2 separate regions of the Homo sapiens genome follow, and region 2 is linked to region 1. The links are chromatin loops, found by intact Hi-C in ENCODE. Cell type or tissue: body of pancreas. All regions are shown on one strand. Each heading gives the region's core, and the rest is flanking DNA. Links, peaks and the distances in the headings are about the cores only.

Region 1 (2,500 bases), core at 1-2,500:
ATCTATACAAGCACAAGGTTAAAAAAAAAAGAAAAGAAAAATGGCAACAGTATGCCCTCTGGATGCAGCTCTGGGCCAGCCCCTCTTCTGGTGCTACACCCACCTCCATGCCAAGGGGCCCGCCTGGCAGCATGAGACCCTCATATCCCTGTGGTGGCATTCCACATGACAGACAAGGGAGGGACAGAAACATTTCCTCGGCTTGCGTCAGTGCTAGGAGCCCTGGGCCCTGAGATTACTGATCAACTCCTCCTCCGCACAGATCTGGAAAGGAAACGTGAGGAAAAGTAGGCTACTCTAGAAGGACACACATTGAAAAGTACATCTCCTTACCACTCCTGGTGCTGGTACTCCATGTTACTGCTCAGTGGCAGTCCTCCAACCCTCTCCTCACCCCCGAGTCCTCCTTAGACCTGCTGGTTTCCTCTATTCCCTCTAGATCCCAGGGTCAACTGGCTCTGCCCCACTCGGAGCACTTAACACACATTCTTGGTAGGGGGTGCCATATTCCTGCTCATCCTATCACATGCTACTTAGACTTCTATTTCTCCAGTTCTTGAATATACGAAATGTTGTACAGAAGATCCTCAAATAATGTCATTTTGCTATAATGTTTAGAATGAAGAAAGTTGATTCCTGGTCGGGCCCACTGTCTGTGTGGAGTCAGCCCATTCTCCCTGTGTCTTCATGGGTTTTCTCCAGGGTCTCTGGTTTTCTCCCACATTCCAAAGCTGGGCACCTGAGGTGAACTGGCGTGTCTACATGGTCCCAGCATGAGTGAGTGGGGGTGCGCATGAATGCACCCCGCGATAGAACCATGTCCTGTCCAGGGCTGCTTCCCGTCTGGCACCCTGAGCTGCTGGGATAGGCTCCAGCCGCCCTCAACACTGAGCTGGAATAAGAGCGTTCGAAAACAAATGAATCGATACAAATTATTGTACAATAAAACTTCATAAAGTCTACGATAATCATACACATGCAAGAAATCAGAAGGGAACAGACCAGCTGGTGGAGGCAGGCCTGATTGCGGTGCCATGTTAGTGATTGATTGATAGTGAATTATGAGGTGGGAGGAGGCACTTCTTACGATTTTCACTTCGCAAATGTGTATTCCTCGATTGAACCCACCACCACAACTGCCGTCACTCACTGATTCACCAAAAATTGAGTAAATAATTTATCTTATTTGTATTTATTCATCTTTCTTAAATGTGTGTATAGCTCACATTTGTTTCAATGTTTAATATTAGAAGTGTTTTGGGTCTTTATTTAGAAGTTTGGTGATGTTTTTTGACAAGAAATGTACCATAGGAACTTAACTCTTGTTAATATCAATTAGCCTGTTGTAAAATTGGTTTCTTTATATTGTCATTTCGCTTAACGTTGCAGTTTCTGAGAGACTATTGACGACACTAAGTGAGGACTTACTGTGCTTGTTTTCAACCAACCAGCACTAAGTCCCTACCAAAGACACAGCACCATATGAGGTGGTGTCAGAAGTGTCTGCAGTCTCCTTGGCGTGATCTTCACCTCACAGCGTCAGAACCTTGCCATTGAGATAAAAGTAGCGCTTATGAAACAGTGTCGTATTAGGTAACTGCCAAGATAGGGTAGACACAGTGCCTTTGGAATCAGAGAAGAGAACAGACCAGCTGGTGGAAGCTGGTCTGAAGATGGGCCTTGAAGAGCAGAGGCTCTAAATAGCCTGGCTGCATAAGTGTTGATGGTGATGATTGAGAATAGCCACCCTTCACGGGCAGGCGTGGTGCCAAGCTCATCACAAGTATGACCTCTCATCCTGGAGCCCTTTGTGGAAGGCACTGCTGTTGGTCCCTGTCTTGAGGTTGAGTAAGCTGGTGGTTAGGGAGGTCAAGACCTGGGCTGAAGGCATATTCCAGCTGAGCCCCAATCCAGCCCATCCATGTGGCTCCCAACTCTTCCCCGTCCCTGTGCTCTCCCAGTGTGCCGCCTCCATTGCTAGGGTGGTTGGCAGGGCTGGGGATCCCCAGCTGTATCCTTGGACCTGTGGCTGATGGCTTCATTGTCGTTCTAGGACTTCTGCCATGGGCAAGTGATGTGGCCACCCCTCAGCGCCCTACAGGTCAAGCTTGCTGAGCCCGGGCAGTCCTGCAAGCAGGTGTGCCAGGAGAGCCAGCTCATCTGCGAGCCTTCTTTCTTCCAGCACCTCAACAAGGACAAGGACATGCTGAAGTAAGTGCCCTGGGGTGGGGGTGGGGACTCAGCCCCTAGACTCCAGCTGGCCTTGTTGGGTAGTCAGGTGAGAGGTACAGGTTTCCTCTTCCAAGCTACTGGGCTGTGGGGATAAGGTGTGGGAGGGGAGTAGGTTGCAGCAGGATCCCCCTAGAGAGTTAGCCCAGTGTTGTTACCGTTCCTTTTGGGTGAGATGAAGTCACCTGGCATGATGATGTGTTTAGAATTTAAATGGGAGTGTTGTATTTGCATAAATAAAGCTGTATCTGGGTTTGAAGATTGTGGGAGG
Region 2 (8,111 bases), core at 1-2,500, 48 kb before region 1:
GTGGGTGAAACCACTTCCCAAGGGCACATAGCCAGCAAAGGGCAATGTCAAAGTTTGAAATCCTGGTTTCCTGGCTCTGGGTCCTTCTCCCTTTTTCTTATAGACACACCTCTCTATAGGGTGTGTCGTGTTGGCATTGGTAACAGGGCAGAGCTTCAGCACTCAGAAGCTGCCTGAGAAATGGGGAGGAGGACGTAGAAAGTGAGAGATTTTCTGAAACCATTGATGAGTATGAGACCTCAGCTTTGCTTTACCAGTGTATTTTAATTGTTCCTGTTTTCAAACTGCTGCTTGCAAATTAGACACTTCAGCTGCTTTTCCTTTCAAATATGTTTATTTGCAGCATTTTAGATTGGAAGGTACTCTAATTAGAGTGATCACTTTTATTTTGCTATCTTCATGTTTTTAAGAAATCAGGAATGAGGTGAATAAATTTCAAGAGGCATGTGATTTATTTTGAGGAGAGAGATGGAGAGGATATTTTTAGCTTCTGTCTTAAAAATCAGCTCTTCATTTAAAGCCTGGTGGTCAGCTGTCCTTTAAAGGGACCTTACGCTGCTATACCTGAATCAGAATCTCAATCTGTACACCTCAAACACAAAGAGATCGTGCCTGGAATTTAGAAGTTTGTTCTTAGCTTGGTGGGAGCAGGGGAAGGAAGGAGCCCAAGAGAGTCTTGTGTTTTAAGTGGCCTGGTTTGTCACGTGTCAAGTCCCCGCCTACAACAACAGCATGTTGACACTCGGTATTCTGAGGGGAGAGATTATGTGCATTATTACCAGTGGACACATCCATCATCATGAAGCCATGGGTATTAATGCATATGGCATGGGGCTGAGTGCCTCAGCAAGGAAATTTAGCAAGCACAGCCCTACAACTAGAGCTTAAAATTAGAAATGCACCTTAGTGATGTGGCATAGTGGAAACCAGCCTATGCTGTCCCACCCAGAAGGGGGCACCCCTGGGTCAGTGGACCCAGCATCTAGGACAGAAAGCCCTTGGTGAGGGATGGGTCTGCCCCACACCACACGAAGGCATTGCATCCTCTGAGGTCCATGGTGTCCCCAATCTCAGCCATAACTAAGTGCTGGGTAGAGCTCTTTCAGATGCATGAGCCTTGGGGACAGCGAGTTTGTGAAAGAATGTGCCTTCACATAATAATTTAAAAATCTCATTTGTTTCCGTGAATACCCACGTGAGATAATAGGGCAGGTTTAATATTCCTTCATTTTACAGATAAGAAAACTGAACTTTGGGAACTTGCCGAAGTCCCATAAGAAGTTAGTCAGAGAACTGGAATAAAAACACAGATTACTTCATTCTTGACCCCAAACTGCCTGCTAAATTTTACACAAATATGGATAGGGCCCCAGAAAAGGCCAGATTACCTCAGATCAGTGTGGGAGGGCTGGCCTGCCTGTGTAAAGGCTATTTACAGACAGAGACCAATTCTCCCCTGTCTCCACTCTGAGTAATTAATGCCACCCCTTCTGTGAGACTGCTGGTAAGAGCTGCCAAGCATAAGGATCTTCAAAAAGTCTTGTCTTTTTGAAGCAGTGCTGTTTACCCTGCGTATAATTATTATAACAATGAGAGCTTCCTGGCACATTAAATTATGTCTTATTTGGAGTCTGTCATCCCCCGTGCAGACAATGAAGTCAAGAGCTGGGATGGCACCAGAAGGGGCATTGCAACCTGCCTGAATCTGGCTGTCCTGGTGTCCCCAGAGAGGTGCCTTTTATTATCTATTGGGGCTTCAAAGAGAGGAACATCTCCAAATACTACTCTAGAATCATATGATTTATTATTTTACAGTAAATTAAGCACTGAGTGAAATTGTTTCAGCCCTTGACTCTGTGCCGCCATGCTTCTCCACAACATGGTGGCCTGGTCTCATGTTTTATGTAATTCAGAATCAAACTAATGAAGCTGTCCTGGTTGCACCCCACCCCCACCCCCACCACCTGCTGCTTTGGAAGGATCCAGGGAGAAGCACATGCATATTGAGTGGAGTATAAACTCCTTCCTTATGTGTGGTGCATTGAATTCAGGCTGCCCTTTTTATTCCTAACTTTGAGAGGCTGGCAGGAAGGTAAGGCCCTTGGGATGAAAGGTAAAGGTGTGTACCATCCCATAGAAGTGGGCCCTGCCTCACACGCCTTTTTCCCTTTCTGGTTTCCCAATGAAACTGGGCCTTCTCCACTCATCCCACCTCCCAGATTTCTACATAATTACTATATATGAGACGTGCCCATTGGAGCTGCCAAATGTGATTTTGCAGACAGGTCTTATCTTTCTCCCTTGGTTGTAAGATAATTACAAGTAGAAAAGTTGGAAATTACAAGAAAGCAATTACTTTTCATCCTGGCCTGCAGAAATTGTGTTCTGCCAGTCACTGTGTGTGTTCGTATTTTTATATTTTGCTTCATATGAAAAAAAACTTTTTGAAATTAATTTTAAGAATGTTTCTTGATCAACTGAGTAAAGATCAATTGACATCTGCTAATACTGTCCTTTAACATGAATATATGAAGAGTATTACTTTGATGGAATCCCTCACAGATTTACAACAGTTAATACTGGAAAACACAAAATGTAATGTTATTCCTTACTAAGAGAGACCAATATATAGATAGAATTCTCCCCCCTTCTTGTTACCAAGAAATACACTAAAATGATTTAAAAGTATTAATGTATTACTTTATATTTTTCATATTATTTTTAATTTATTCTTTACTGATGTGATTGGGTGGTACTTGGCCTCTGTGGTTTGGTTCCTGGCCTTTGGGGCCTCAGTTTAATTTTCAGAGGAAGCCCCGTCACACCTACTGCCAGTGTGACCATGCAGTTTTCCAAAATTCTTCCCTGACAACTCTCACAGGATGGTCCTGTAATAATAGGAGACACTTCTCCCTTGCCTTTAAACAGTATCTGGCCAAGCTCATCAAGCTATCTCCTCCTTTCAGGAAAGGATATTCAGTCCATGATTTCCTGACCCTTTAGGGATTCTATAAAACATGCAATTTCAGTTTGCCAAGGCAAAACCTTCCACTGTGACAGCCCTCTTTGTCACTAAACAGTCTGTTTTCTGTGGTTACTGCCCAGATAGGTGGAAAACAGAAAGCTCTTGGAGGAGTTTGCTGACACATTTGGGCTGTGGTGGTGTGTTTTCAACCTACCAGCCTGTTTTCTGCATGGTAGTATAGCTGGTGGGCTTTGTTGCTTTAGGACCATGCCAATCAGAGTAGATGAAGGAACATCATTATCCGTAAGTGACTGCATTTGCATTGAGGAAAAGAGAAACCAGCTCTGCAATTTGAAGGCCTCCTGCCCTTCTTAAAGCAGAAAGGAGGTCATGCCAAAGGGTTTCTTGTTTTCATAAACTGGCTGGTGGTTCCCCAGGGTCCTTTAAGAGCCATTCGTTAAATGGCAGAAAGCTCTGTGCTAAGGCAGAGAAAATCCTGAAAAACAAAAGTGCTGGAAAATAGAGACCCACACTGACCAGTTCGGACTGAGAGATGTAGAGTGGGCATAAGCATTGGTTCCACATGGGCAGTGATGTGAAGATGCTAGCCAGCTCAGGACTCTCATGTCTAGCTTGTCCCGTTTTATGGCTTTGGAGTAGTATTAGCACCTTGTTTTTAAAAGCAAGGGTACATACTTAAACATATTTTAAATGCATTTTATTCCCAGTGCTGGCTCAGCACTGTACATGTAATAGTTGTCTAAAAGAACCATTAAGTGGTATTACTTCCTATTTATGGATGAGACATTTGCCATCAAGTTGCAAATACAGGACCATTGCTCTTTCCGTACCACCCATTTAGCCTCAGAAATCTCCCTATGTCTGTCTTTGGACCAGAAACCAAAATTCTCACCTAATTGGACAGTAGAGAATAATAAGTAAAGTGTTTGTGGCTGTTCTTTCTTCCTGTTCGTTCCCCCAGATAGGCAAATTCTAGAGCCACTCAGTATCATACTTGAGACCCATTGCCCAAGATGAATCCTAATTTATACCAGATGAGCTCAAGCCAAGACTAAATGTGGAGGCCAGTACATGAAAGGAAGCAGACTCCCCTCTTTTTAGGGCCTGTGGGCCAATAGGTGGACCACAGACTGGGCTGGAAACAAGACAGCAAGCTTCCCCTTATTGTGCCACTGCAATCATTGAGCACCATCTTTTTCTCCTAGAGAGGTAAGGGTTTGGGAAGGAAGAGACAGAGGTGAACAGGCTTTGAGATTCTTAGCTTCCAAGGGTTTTTCAGAGCCCCACAAGGTTTGAGTGGGACACAACAAGGACCACCCCATACATATATACCTTGACCTTGGGTGGTTACTTGAGATAAATGAGCCAAAGACTGCAGAGACTTTAAATTGTTCTGAAATGTAAATTTTTTCGGCTACACTGCTGAAATTCACAGAGATTTGCATTTTAGAACTTACCTCCAATCTTGGAATAAAATAATTTTTCATCTTTGTTGAATTTTAGACTTCAGGAGCAAGCAGATGAGGTAGTTTCTTTTTGTCTCTCTCCTCTCTTTTTCTTTTTTGTTTGCCTTGCAGTTCCTAAGTGAATGTGGTACTTAGGAGCAATATAAAAAGGAGGATGAATCAACTATAAAATATACCTTTTAAGTTTTACAACTCTTTTTATTTTGTTTTTGATTAGAATACACACTTAGGTAGTCTTGGACTTTAAGCTCGTTTGCTGGAAGCAGGTGGAAAGTGAAGGAATGTGCCGTGCCCGAGATCCATGTTTCCCACAAGTCCATAAGTCCTTTGTGGTTTGTGTGCCTGCCCTCCTTGTGTTTTTCACTCAGCCAGCTTGTATTTACTGAGCGCTCGCTCGCCCTGTGCCAGGCCTCTGCCAAGCCTACTGGTTCTGCCCTGGAGAAGTTCACAGTTCCAGCCATCTGGGAACATCCAGTGACAGTGCAGCCCAAGCAGGAAGATGGTTAAGGCACAGAGGAGACAGCATTGACCTTCACCTGGGTGGATCCAGGACTGCCTGCTTGTAAAGGAGGAGGAGGCAGGAGTCCATCCAGAAGAAAAGGAGGGAGGAGAGAAGGTTCTTTTGGGCATTAGCAGTGGCAGACCAGGTGTGAGAGAGCAGGAGAGGTTTGGGAATGAGGGATAAGTTAAGTGTAGGCAGAGACCTTAGCAGATGACAGAGGGAATAGTTGGAGTTAAAGCTGGAGAGCTTGCAGAAGCCCAGATTGTGAAGGGCCTTGTGTGCAGTGTTGGGAAGCTCTTTATATAGGGGAACAAAACTTTGAGTTTTGGAACCTAGTGACAATAAGGAGGATGGGTTGAAGGAATGAGAGCCTACAGACAATGTCTTAGCCCACAGCCTCTAGGAAGCAGGGCCTGAGACAAAGACTAAAGTACCAATATTTTGCTGCAGAAGGAGTTGCAAATCCAGGGCAGCAAGGATGAAGGAAAAGGGAAGTGCAGGGTAACAGACGGTGTGTCTGACCATGCTGGCTCCTGCCTCACCAGGGGCCACAGAGACACAGCAGCACATTGGGCTGCCTGGACTCTCCCCAAAGGCCTGCAAGGAGGAGCTCTACCTTGGAATAGTGGAATAGTCTGGAGGAGAGAAAGGAGGTGGGTTTTATTCGCCCTGCTCCTTCCTGTGTCCTGTTTGCCATCAACCTTGGTTCACCTCATAGATTTCTAAGGCCCCTATAATTCTGCGATGCTATTTAGGAAGGAGGACCCCATCACCCCATCCCATGGTAAGCTTATTCCCCATCTGGCAGCAGAGGGCAGCCTGGTTTGTGTGAGCACTGACTGAAAAAGAGAGGAGCAGGGGCAATCTGAAAGGGCTCCTAAGGAGCGTGCCACTGTTGAGACAACGAGCCCAGCCCAGACATTACGATAGCAGTTCATGCAGGAGGGGGCTGGCAGAGCAAATGGAGGCGACCTGTAGTGGAGGGAGGTTTACAAGATCTTCATTCTGTGCAGTTGACAGCCCCAACCCCAACCTTTATAGGAGTTACGTTACAGTAACAGTAAAGTACTCCCATGGCTGGTTCTGGTCAATGCATACTCTGTGGCCTTGTGTTTCTTAAATAAAAAATAGGATTCATTATTGTATGTTTGTAAAACCAGGTAACAGGCCGATTTCCATATTTGTGGGGAAAGAGGAGGAGCTGCCACAGGCTGAGTATCCCTTATCCAAAATTCTTGGGACCAGAAGTGTTTTTGATTTTGGATTTTTTCAGATTTGGAGATATTAGCAAATACTTAACTGGTTGAACATCCATATTCCCGAAAATCTGAAGTTGAAAATTCTCCAGTGCTCAGCATTTTGGATGACGTGAGCTGTGGACCGAGACCCTGCCACTGTCCTGTTAGGCCTTCTCTGTAGGACTTAAATTTTTCTCTGCCCTCCATGGAGTGGGACACACGCTTGCCTCTGCAGCCTGGTTTTGTCACCCTGGAGAGGGATTGACAGCACTTCCCAGGGAGGACTACTGCTGCCTAAGACTCACAGATGTTCACCCTGGAGGAGCCAACTTTGGGCTGAGCTGCAGAATTTTTTAATGACAGGTCATAAGGTGCTGCGTGAATGAGGGGAACTGACGTCCAGGAGAAATATGTGTGTCTGCAGTGGGGAGCAGGGGTGTTACTGGGGAGGATACTGCTATTCACCAAAGAACATTCCTATACCCTAATTCACCAGCTAAAAAGGAAGTTGGAGATCAAAGAGATATCCGCATCCCCATGTTTATTGCAGCACTATTTACAATAGCCAAGATACGGAATTAGCTTGAGTGTCCATCAGCGGATGAATGGATAAAGAAAATATGTACATAATGGAATACGATTCGGCCATTTAAAAAAATGGCAGTCTGTAGTTTGCAGCAATATGGATGGAGCTGGAGATCATTATGTTAAGTGAAATAAGCAAGTCACAGATGTCGAATGTTCTCACTCCTATGTAGGAGCTAAAAAGGTGGCCCTCATGGAGGTAGAAAGTAGAATGACAGATACCAGAGGCTGGGAAAAGGGGTAGGTGGGAATAAAGAGTAGTGAGTTAATGTGCAAACATAAAGGTGGATAGAAGGAATAAGTTCTAGTGTTCAATAGTAGACAAGGGTGACTATAGTTACCAACAGTATATTGTCTATTTCAGATTAGCTAGAAGAAAGGACTTGAAATGTTCCCAAAACAAAGAAATGATAAATGTTTGAGGTGATGGATACCCTAAATACCCTGATTTGATCATCACATGTAGTATCCATGTATTGAAATATCCCATATATCCCATAAACATGTACAATTATTATCAATTTAAAAATGTTGTAAAATAAGTTGGGGAAAGCTTCTGATTCTCTAGTTCTGCATTCTACCACTCCCCCCTGCTGTGGACTTACAGGAGTGTTGCGTAAATTGAATTGTTTTTCTAAAGCTTTCTCTCCAAGCTCTAAATATCTTATGACTGGTTCTGAACATGTACCTGCCTCCAGCTACAACCATAAACAGCTGAAGAGACACTGACAACACTGCTCATTGACTCCAGCATGCGCTCTCCTTCCCTTTGCATCTCCTCCCCTCAAATGAGCTTAGGTGGATTTAAGTTTTAATCAGTTAGATCAGTTGTTCTTAATGAGAATTTAAATTGAACTAGAGAATAAAAGCATTAGGGGGGTTGCTGGTTGCTCAGCTGGAACCTTTGGGCGACAGAGGTGGTTGCATGCTGTGATATGATACTCAGTGCAGGCCCTTTTTGACTGCATCTCCAGAGATCTGTTGGTGATAAAGTTTTTAGAGCAGATAATTTTCTTTGACCTTAGTCTCTTAAGTTGGAGAAGGAAAGCTTTCTAAGAAGTGATCTCGATCCAGTTCTTAGATCAGTGGGACATACAGGTCTATGGTGGTCACCTATGGTCACCTTCACCCTGGGCCTGGATGACCAAAGTAAGGGAAGGGAAGGGGGAGTGTATGCTGGAAAATGTCTCTTACCTCTAACGCCCTCCCCATTTTGAGCCTTCCCATGTGTAGGGGAAAGGCAGACAAAGACACCTTTAATTTTAAAAATCCTGAATATCCTGCATCTTAAACACAAAAGATAAGAGTGTCCATGAAGACAGAAGGGGATCCTT

What was found. A loop is a pair of places that touch in the nucleus more often than their neighbours do. Peaks named below come from ENCODE experiments on the same cell type or tissue, not always from the same donor. Only the 100,000 strongest peaks of a DNase experiment are listed, where the experiment ranks them.
Region 2: a loop joins it to region 1, with 1.8 times the contacts of the local background. A loop is called at or near these places in 4 of 110 quality-filtered maps.

The regions. Positions count from the first base shown.
Region 1 is chr2:134,439,705-134,442,204 of GRCh38, forward strand. It overlaps MGAT5 (alpha-1,6-mannosylglycoprotein 6-beta-N-acetylglucosaminyltransferase), which reads left to right. Exons shown (of 16, transcript NM_002410.5): 15 at 2,054-2,211. Among named protein-coding and RNA genes, the nearest start is that of MGAT5, 190 kb to the left of the region's middle. In body of pancreas, for the core only: no CTCF peak of the experiment used is centred there; a DNase peak (open chromatin) is centred at 1,007; H3K27ac peaks cover 2,500 bases.
Region 2 is chr2:134,391,902-134,400,012 of GRCh38, forward strand. The region is part of intron 10 of MGAT5 (alpha-1,6-mannosylglycoprotein 6-beta-N-acetylglucosaminyltransferase); the gene reads left to right. Among named protein-coding and RNA genes, the nearest start is that of MGAT5, 140 kb to the left of the region's middle. RefSeq lists an enhancer at 52-161. In body of pancreas, for the core only: a CTCF peak has its summit at 952 (motif pointing right); no DNase peak of the experiment used is centred there.